Linked DNA regions of Mus musculus: all the other regions are linked to region 2. The links are chromatin loops, found by intact Hi-C in ENCODE. Cell type or tissue: gastrocnemius. All regions are shown on one strand.

Region 1 (2,500 bases), 53 kb after region 2:
TTAGATAAAATATATTAAGCTTTTAACTGTACCCTTGAATCCTACTTATTATCAACATTAGTCCTACTTATTATCCTACTTATTATCAAGATGGGCTTGGGGGAAGCGAGATTTTAGCATTCTAAAGTGTTTGAGGCCCTTAGAACTAGCCACAGAAAACAGTTCTACAAATTTCAGGAGACATTCCAGAGTTCTTCAAGAACAAAATAGATAAGTGAGCTGTAAACTGTCTTTGCTCTTATCACAGGGCTGGACTTTGAAACAAGTTTTATGACTTAATATGAAATTGAAAACTTGTTGATACTCACTGGTTTCTTCATGTGTGTTGCACTTTCTAGTTTGACATAGTTTGTTCTCACATGTAGGGAAAGGGAGAGAAGAAAGAGAAGTCTGGTTTCTGTATTGGGATTTGGGTGTGATATTTAATGCAAAGTGATCCCTGCATTTTCTGTGAGTAACCAACTCCCCTTTAAGCCCATTCATTACTCCTGCTGTTGAACAGAGGCTAAAGGCTTTGAATAAGATAGTGCAGATTGCTTTGGGTTAGCTGGCTTTTGTTTAACTGTTCCCCACTTTAGTGCAGTGTAAACAATAACAGGACAGTGTATTAAAGTACTCACTCCCATGTATTGCTAAAACCACTGGGGATACTAGAAATGTTGCTTTCCAGCTTACCCCATATGCTCTGCTTTAATTGCTATAGGCTACTCCTGGGCTTCGGCGTTTAAACAGTAGGTCAGGCTATCCTTAGATACAGCAAATTTTGGAAACAGCTTAAGCAGCTAGAGGGTGTGATAGGGTAAGCATTTGTAGAGGTGAATTCTCAGTTCTGGGGCTTTTGAGGTAATAGAGTTCTGTAGGCTTGAAAAGGGTCTACAATTGAGTAATCAAAACTGGTAGTTTCATCAGCAAAAGGAGACTGGGTTGTATGATTGTCTTTGAAGCTGTGCCTTCTGGATACCTAAATGCATTCTATTAAATTTCAATGTGTAAAGAGCAAGATGTCACAAACAGCTCTAGAACTGGGTCAGGCTGCTTGTGATCAGATGAGTGTTCCCACACGTACTCAGTGCTAGCTAAAAGAAAAAAAGTTAAAACCTATTTAAAATGTGGAAAAATTGCTTCCCAATATTTTAACAGAGAGAGACTGAGAACACACAGCATTGAGTCATCAGGAAAACTGAAGATCTCCCCTGAACAACACTGGGATTTCACTGCAGAGGACTTGAAAGACCTTGGAGAAATTGGACGAGGAGCTTATGGTTCTGTCAACAAAATGGTCCACAAACCAAGTGGGCAGATAATGGCAGTTAAAGTAGGTGATGCCATGATTACTTTTGGTACTTTAATCCATTAGCTGAAATTTTGTGGTACAGCAACACCACTGCTCTGTTCTTACCTCTGTGGTAATAATGGGTGTTAAAAATTCTGTCTCTGCTTTTGCTGAGGGTGTTTTGTGTAAAGGTTGTCTTACTGGTTGTATGTTTTCTTGCTCTGGAATGTGAGTGTGTGAAGTATGTGTGCTCATTACATTTTTGCTGTGATACATTAACAGGTTTTAAACTTCTGGCCCCTTCACTGCCAAGGTGAGTTCAGGCTGGGCCGCTGCACCCCTGGGAGCAGGGCAGTGCTGCTCTGAGCCAGGCGGGAGCTGGAGGAAGAAGCAGCACAGTGGGCTGGGCAAGGTGCGGGGCTAGGGCTAACAGCAGTCTTACTGACGGTTTCCTGGAAACCACACACATGCTGTTGCCACTAACCTCAACCTTACTCGGTCCTGACCGGCTCGGCTTCTGTTGGTTTATTCCATCTCTACTCAGTACTGCCCTGTTCCCTGGTTTAAAAGTTGTATCTAAATGTGTACCTTGTGATAATACTGTCACCTCTGTCCTAATTGTGTTGTGCCATTTGATTTGTTCATTTACCTTCTTCCCCTAAAAAAGGCCAGAAGTGGAGATTCGGTCTAAATTATACCCAGCGAGCCTCTGTACCTGTGATGAACTGACAGTGTTCATCTTGCTCTTAATGGATTTGCATAACTGTACTTTGTTTGTTCAGATGTTTAAAAAACATTATGTTCTGTTTAAGATACAGCACACTAGCAATTTGGGAGCAAACTTACAAGAAAAAAACAAGATATGGCCATATTGTATTTCATGTCTCAAAATACCCATGAGAACAAATGCCATCTCAGTTTACAACAGTTGAGAGTGGCTTTGCAGATAGTCTAATTTAATCCTGTCTGTCAAAATGGCCTGCAGGGATGACACTGAGAAGTGGGTCTGTCTCCCAGTTTTAATGCTATCTGAGAGCTATTACAGCAGCATATTGAAGGTCTCCAGTGTTCAGTGTTTCCTCACTGATGGGTCATGTCAGGATAATGCTAAATTAGTGTTGAGGAAACATTTTATGTTTCTCTCCAGTTTCTTGGTTTCGACCATATTTTTACAATGTGGAGAGAAAGGTGCTTTTGGTAGGAAAAAGTGTATACATTCATAAAATT
Region 2 (2,500 bases):
GACTGTGAGATATTTATTATTTACACCAAAGACTGAGATTGGGACGCTCATGAAGCTTACGGAAAGAGGGAAATTCAAATTCCTCTAAGCTATTTCTTTGCATTGCTTCAGCCCCCAAGGAACTGTGGAAATGACACTCACACACCACACTCACACACCATAGTGATACTAGAGCCGGCTGGGAAACTTTCCTGACAAGTCAAATGCCATGACACACTGGGGTCAGAGTCTGGTAGTGACAGGATCTGATTCTTGTTTTATTGCTAGCAAATTATGGAACCTTTGATGCCTTTCCCCTGGGTGTTAAAGTGCCCAAGCTAAAAATAAAAAATAAAAATAAAAACGCAACTATATTATATTGTTTTTTTTTTCTTTTGCGTCCACCCATGTTTCCTAAAATGGCGATTTGTTTTGGAAGAAGTATTTTATTTGATGTTTTTCATCCTTAAAACCATTTTTAGAGAAGATTCTGGAACCCATCCATAAACCAGGTTGACTGAAAACTTAGAGAGATCTGCCTCCTAAGCACTGGGATTAAAGGCATGTGTCGTCACGGACAGCTTTATGCTCTTTGATTCTTCTTCTGGAACTAAAATATAACTTCCTTCAAAGAAAGCCACCTTCTGATCTGCGCTTGAAAAAGAGATGCGTTTGAAGGCCATCACAGCCTCACCTTTTGCTGTTTGCTGTCTTCTTCCCACACAGAATAAATTAACAAAATATTTGGCATGGATTCTGGACTGAAAAGCCTACACCGGAACTTTTTCTTTCGGGTTCTGATACTTTTTTTTTTTTTTTTTTGTCAGTGAAATACTCCTGTTAGTCCCCAGCAGAACAGAGAGCTCTGGGTTGAGACCACAGTTATTGTCATCTCTTCTGCAGTGATGGATCAGAGACTGGACAGGAAGCGTGACTTCTGAGATCTCGTAGAACTCTACGTGTTCTGATTTTGGGTTCTGAGGTTCAGAGAAGGGAGTTCTAAAGCTTTGGGGCTGTAAGTCTTTCCCTTTTCTCAATGCACATATATTTCTGATTCTGCAAGCCACTATGGGTCCCTGAGTGGTAGGTTGAGAGTCACCCTGATCCAGGACTTCAGGCCCTGCCCTCAGTGCTGGGCGCTGCAGCTCAACCTGTATTGCAGGCTGCGCGTCAGTGCTAGTGGGGGTGTGCCCGGGGGCGTGACGGAGGCGTGCCCGGGGCGTGGCCAAGGCGGCGCACGCCGCGCCCTCAGCGGAGCGAGAGGCCGAGCTTGCTGCATTGCAGCCGCCGCGGCGCCGCTCGGCTCTTCACTTCCAACAATGGCGGCTCCGAGCCCGAGCGGCGGCGGCGGCTCCGGGGGCGGTGGCGGCACCCCGGGGCCCATCGGACCTCCAGCTTCTGGCCACCCGGCGGTCAGCAGCATGCAGGGTAAGGACGGTGGGCGCGCAGAGACCCCGGGGCCCCCTCGCGAGGCGCTCGGCCGAGCCGCGGCCTGTGGAGCCGCTGCGTCCCCGGGGCTGTCTGAGGAAGCCGCCCGAGCTCCGCGTCTCGGGCCCGGCCTCGCCCCGGGATCCCCGCCCCGGGCCGGGTTTCGGTGAACGCTGTGGCGGCTCTGGCTCTGCCCGCTCCGGCCCACCTGGCCGCCCCCGCCCGCGGCTCACCTGGCGCCCGCTGGCTCCGGGAACGCGCGCGGCCGGGCCTCTGGCTCGCAGGTCGGCCGCGTCCCGGCCCTCGGCCCCGCCGCCCCCGCGCGCTGCAGTGGGGCCGGCTCAGGGCCATCTTGCGCTTCACGGTGCGCCGCTGGAATAGGGCCACTGCGCTGTCCCCCCGTCCCCAAAACTTTGCAGGGTGTCTGCGTGGGAGGGGCGGGGGGTTGCGAGGCCCTGGGCCACCTGTAAGGTGGGGAGACAGCCATTGGCCCCGGAGAGGCGTTTCGACCCAGGCCCGAGATGTGTCTTATCCTCGCATGCAGAAAAGAAAAATCAGATAAAAATAGAAGACCGAGTTGGGCTGAAAGGGAGAGAGATTCAGGAAACCGAATGGCAGAGGTCAAAGTGATCATGTCTGGGCATCTGAGGCAGCTCCCCTGTAATGGCCTTTCCTCACCGGGAGGCCTTAGGAGCTCTGTGTGGGATTTGACAGGGGGTGTTGTGAAAATAACAGGCCCGAGTCCATTTCTTAGGTTTATTGGGGGGATTGACACAGGCAAGCCCAGAAATCTCTTGACAACTTTAGCAAACGACTTATGTTGAATTATTAGAGTCGTTTGGATATCTTTGGTATCAGTATGATACCAACTCTTCATAAAGCGCTCCTTGTGTCTAATGAAGTTCAACAGATTATATGTTGAAAATTTCGTGTTTATGCCAGCATACCATGATTTGGGCAGCAGAAATACGATCTGTATTTACATCCCTTCCCATAAGAAACATTTATGGGATAGTATATAAACAGATTGAGCATTTCATTCAGAAGATATATTCTGTACAGGTCCTAAGCTAATTAATTCAAATTTAGTTAG
Region 3 (2,500 bases), 61 kb after region 2:
TTTATTTACCCCAGATAGGACTCCAGGGGCAGACCAGAGAAGCAGCTCCACCCAAGTGTAGCTCCGTGAACCAGAGTTCTTTAGTGCTACTCACAGGGAGCATAGGTGAGGGATTACTTATAGAAGTTTTGGTGACTCCGAGGCATCCATATCACTGAAAGGCCCACCTCAGCGTGGGTGGTGACTCAGGAAAGCTCCATTCCTTGAGTTCCCCGCACAACCTGTGTATGACAGAGCCAGCAGGAACCTCCTCTCTGGCTCTGTTTGTATAACCCTAGGGTGGGAGTGTGTAGGTGGGGCACTTATCCATCTTGTGAGCTTCAGGAGCATCCTGAGTCTTTAAGTTTATTCTCCTTGTGGCCCTTCTTCCTTGTGGGAAGTCAGGAATGGTAAAAGTACACTTTGGCTGTTTCTGTTAGAAGTTCCATCAGTGAATGGTTCTGGTGGAGGTTGATGGTCAGTAATCACTGGGGGAGGAGAGTGTTTATTTTATAGTGTTTATATTTATGCCTTACATATTGCTCTGAAAACCTTTAATGGGATAGTGACAGACGTGACTTTGGTGAGAAAGTTCCCTTTTGATATCATATAGTGCTTTGTTAAGCAATTAAGACCATAGTGATGACATTTGATTATTTAAATCTGGATGGGATGTAGAAGTCATGGCTGTGTTGCTTGATTTGAGAAAGATCTCTATTATCCTGTGATCTCATTTTATTGGCCAGATCATGTGACTAAATTAAGAAATCCATGATTACCTTAGAGGTGTATTTCCTATGCACAGTACAAATTGAGACTGCCCAAGAGTGGGGATTCCACAGTTATGACAGAGCTGCCTCCTGTCAGGCTGGGTTTTGAATTAAATCTGTGCTTTTTTTTTTTTTTTTTTTTGGTAGCTCCAAGTCAGTGGTTTTCAGTGTGAGTTCCTTTTTGTAAAAGTTTTACATGAAACTCAGTAAATAAAATAGATAAATCAGTAGAGGCTAGAAGAGGCTGAGAATATACTAAAGTAGTAGAATGTGTTTAAGCATGCCTCAAGTCCTGGGGTCAGTCTTCAGCATGAAACAAGCAGATAGATAAAATAGAATGAGGGAAGGGGCTAGGACCATGGGAAACATGATAGCTCTTATCTACCAGTTTTGGAAGCCCAGAGAATACCAGTTCAAAGACAGTATTAGAGTTGGAGTAAGGTAGTTTGGAAATGCTTGTTCTAGGTAAATTTTAACCAGCCCATTGTGTGTTTCAGATCATACTTGAATCTAGTTTCTAAAACTGACCATTGCTTAGTAGACCTATCTGAATTGTGGTACTGAATTATATCCCAGCATGCATAGCTATTTGGAGAAATACTAGGCTTATCATAGCTCTCCCTCCTTGCGTATATCTGAACTAATATTTGGTAATTCCTAACTCTTGTGCTGTCTTAAACCTTGCTCCTGATTATCCTATAGATTTGGCTCATTGTCTCTTTTAATGTCATAGGTACAGGAACGATGACATGATCTCTACACCCTAGAATCCTTAGCCCTGGCCAACATTGTGCTGCTTGAATGTACATGATGTGCTTAGTGAGAAGGAAGAAGCCCCTTTATCAAGGCGCATCCAGCTTGTTTCATTCTACTCTCCTTACTGTGGTGGGATACAACATATTCTCCCAAGTTCTCAGTGCGCAGCCAGTGTCTTTAGTGAGAAAAATGGGAAATACCAATTTTAGCTTATCAATTTGGTGAAGTAAGCCAAGAAGTTTATAAATTGATTTCATTTATAAAAAGACTTCAGTGAACTTTCAGCTAAAATTCACGTTCTTGTGAACTTAGTAGATGCAAGTACCCATAGTAATTTCATACTCAGTAGACACCATTTATTACTTCTGGACATGAAAACAAATGTTGGATCTTTGATCTACATTTCATGCTCCTCTCCGTACCTCACATTCTCTGTTTTGGATGATGTCACCATCTCTTCTTGTTGATCATGGCACTATGAGATGTCTTGGAAAGTTAAGTATGTGATCTGTGTAGAGACTTGAGCAGCTTAAGATAAACTTGTTCAGCAGAAATCTGAGTCAATAGAAGACAGAAAATAAAAATTCCTAAGATTTTGTGTGTGTGTGTGTCGTCCAGAGGAAGGTTGTGTGGAGTAATGGGGCTCTAACAGGTAGAGCAGGGTGCGGGCATCTGCTCTTGCATCTTCTTTGCAGACAGAGGTGTTAGCAGCAGATGTTTAGTAAACAGCAGTGTGTATATATGCAGGAGTCTGGGTGCACGTTAATTACGAGGACTAGGCACATTTCCCTCCCTCCCTGGCTTGCTTGCTTCTCTGACCCTCAGAGTTTTTCCCCTCCCCTTTTCTCTGTTTCTATCTTTCTCTCTTCCCTCCTTCTCCATTTTCTCATTCTATCTTTTCCTCCCTCCCTCCCTGCCTCCTTCCCACCCTTCCTTCTTTGTTCCCTCCTTCCCTTTGGAGAGTTTCTCTGTGATATATTTGCTTAATCTAACAA

Evidence for each region. Peaks named below come from ENCODE experiments on the same cell type or tissue, not always from the same donor. Only the 100,000 strongest peaks of a DNase experiment are listed, where the experiment ranks them.
Region 1: it touches region 2 in a loop (1.8-fold over the local background); 6 of 42 quality-filtered maps call a loop at or near these places.
Region 3: a loop joins it to region 2, with 2.0 times the contacts of the local background. A loop is called at or near these places in 10 of 42 quality-filtered maps.

Annotation. Positions count from the first base shown.
Region 1 is chr11:65,734,007-65,736,506 of GRCm38, reverse strand. Map2k4 (mitogen-activated protein kinase kinase 4) reads left to right here. Exons shown (of 11, transcript NM_009157.5): 3 at 1,141-1,315. It overlaps Mir744 (microRNA 744), which reads left to right and starts at 1,675; the gene lies at 1,675-1,774. In gastrocnemius, no CTCF peak of the experiment used is centred here; no DNase peak of the experiment used is centred here; H3K27ac peaks cover 1,855 bases.
Region 2 is chr11:65,787,043-65,789,542 of GRCm38, reverse strand. Map2k4 (mitogen-activated protein kinase kinase 4) reads left to right here and starts at 1,184. Exons shown (of 11, transcript NM_009157.5): 1 at 1,184-1,407. The coding sequence starts at 1,299. In gastrocnemius, a CTCF peak has its summit at 1,227; a DNase peak (open chromatin) is centred at 1,203; H3K4me3 peaks cover 1,816 bases; H3K27ac peaks cover 1,750 bases.
Region 3 is chr11:65,726,415-65,728,914 of GRCm38, reverse strand. The region is part of intron 3 of Map2k4 (mitogen-activated protein kinase kinase 4); the gene reads left to right. Among named protein-coding and RNA genes, the nearest start is that of Mir744, 7.2 kb to the left of the region's middle. In gastrocnemius, no CTCF peak of the experiment used is centred here; no DNase peak of the experiment used is centred here.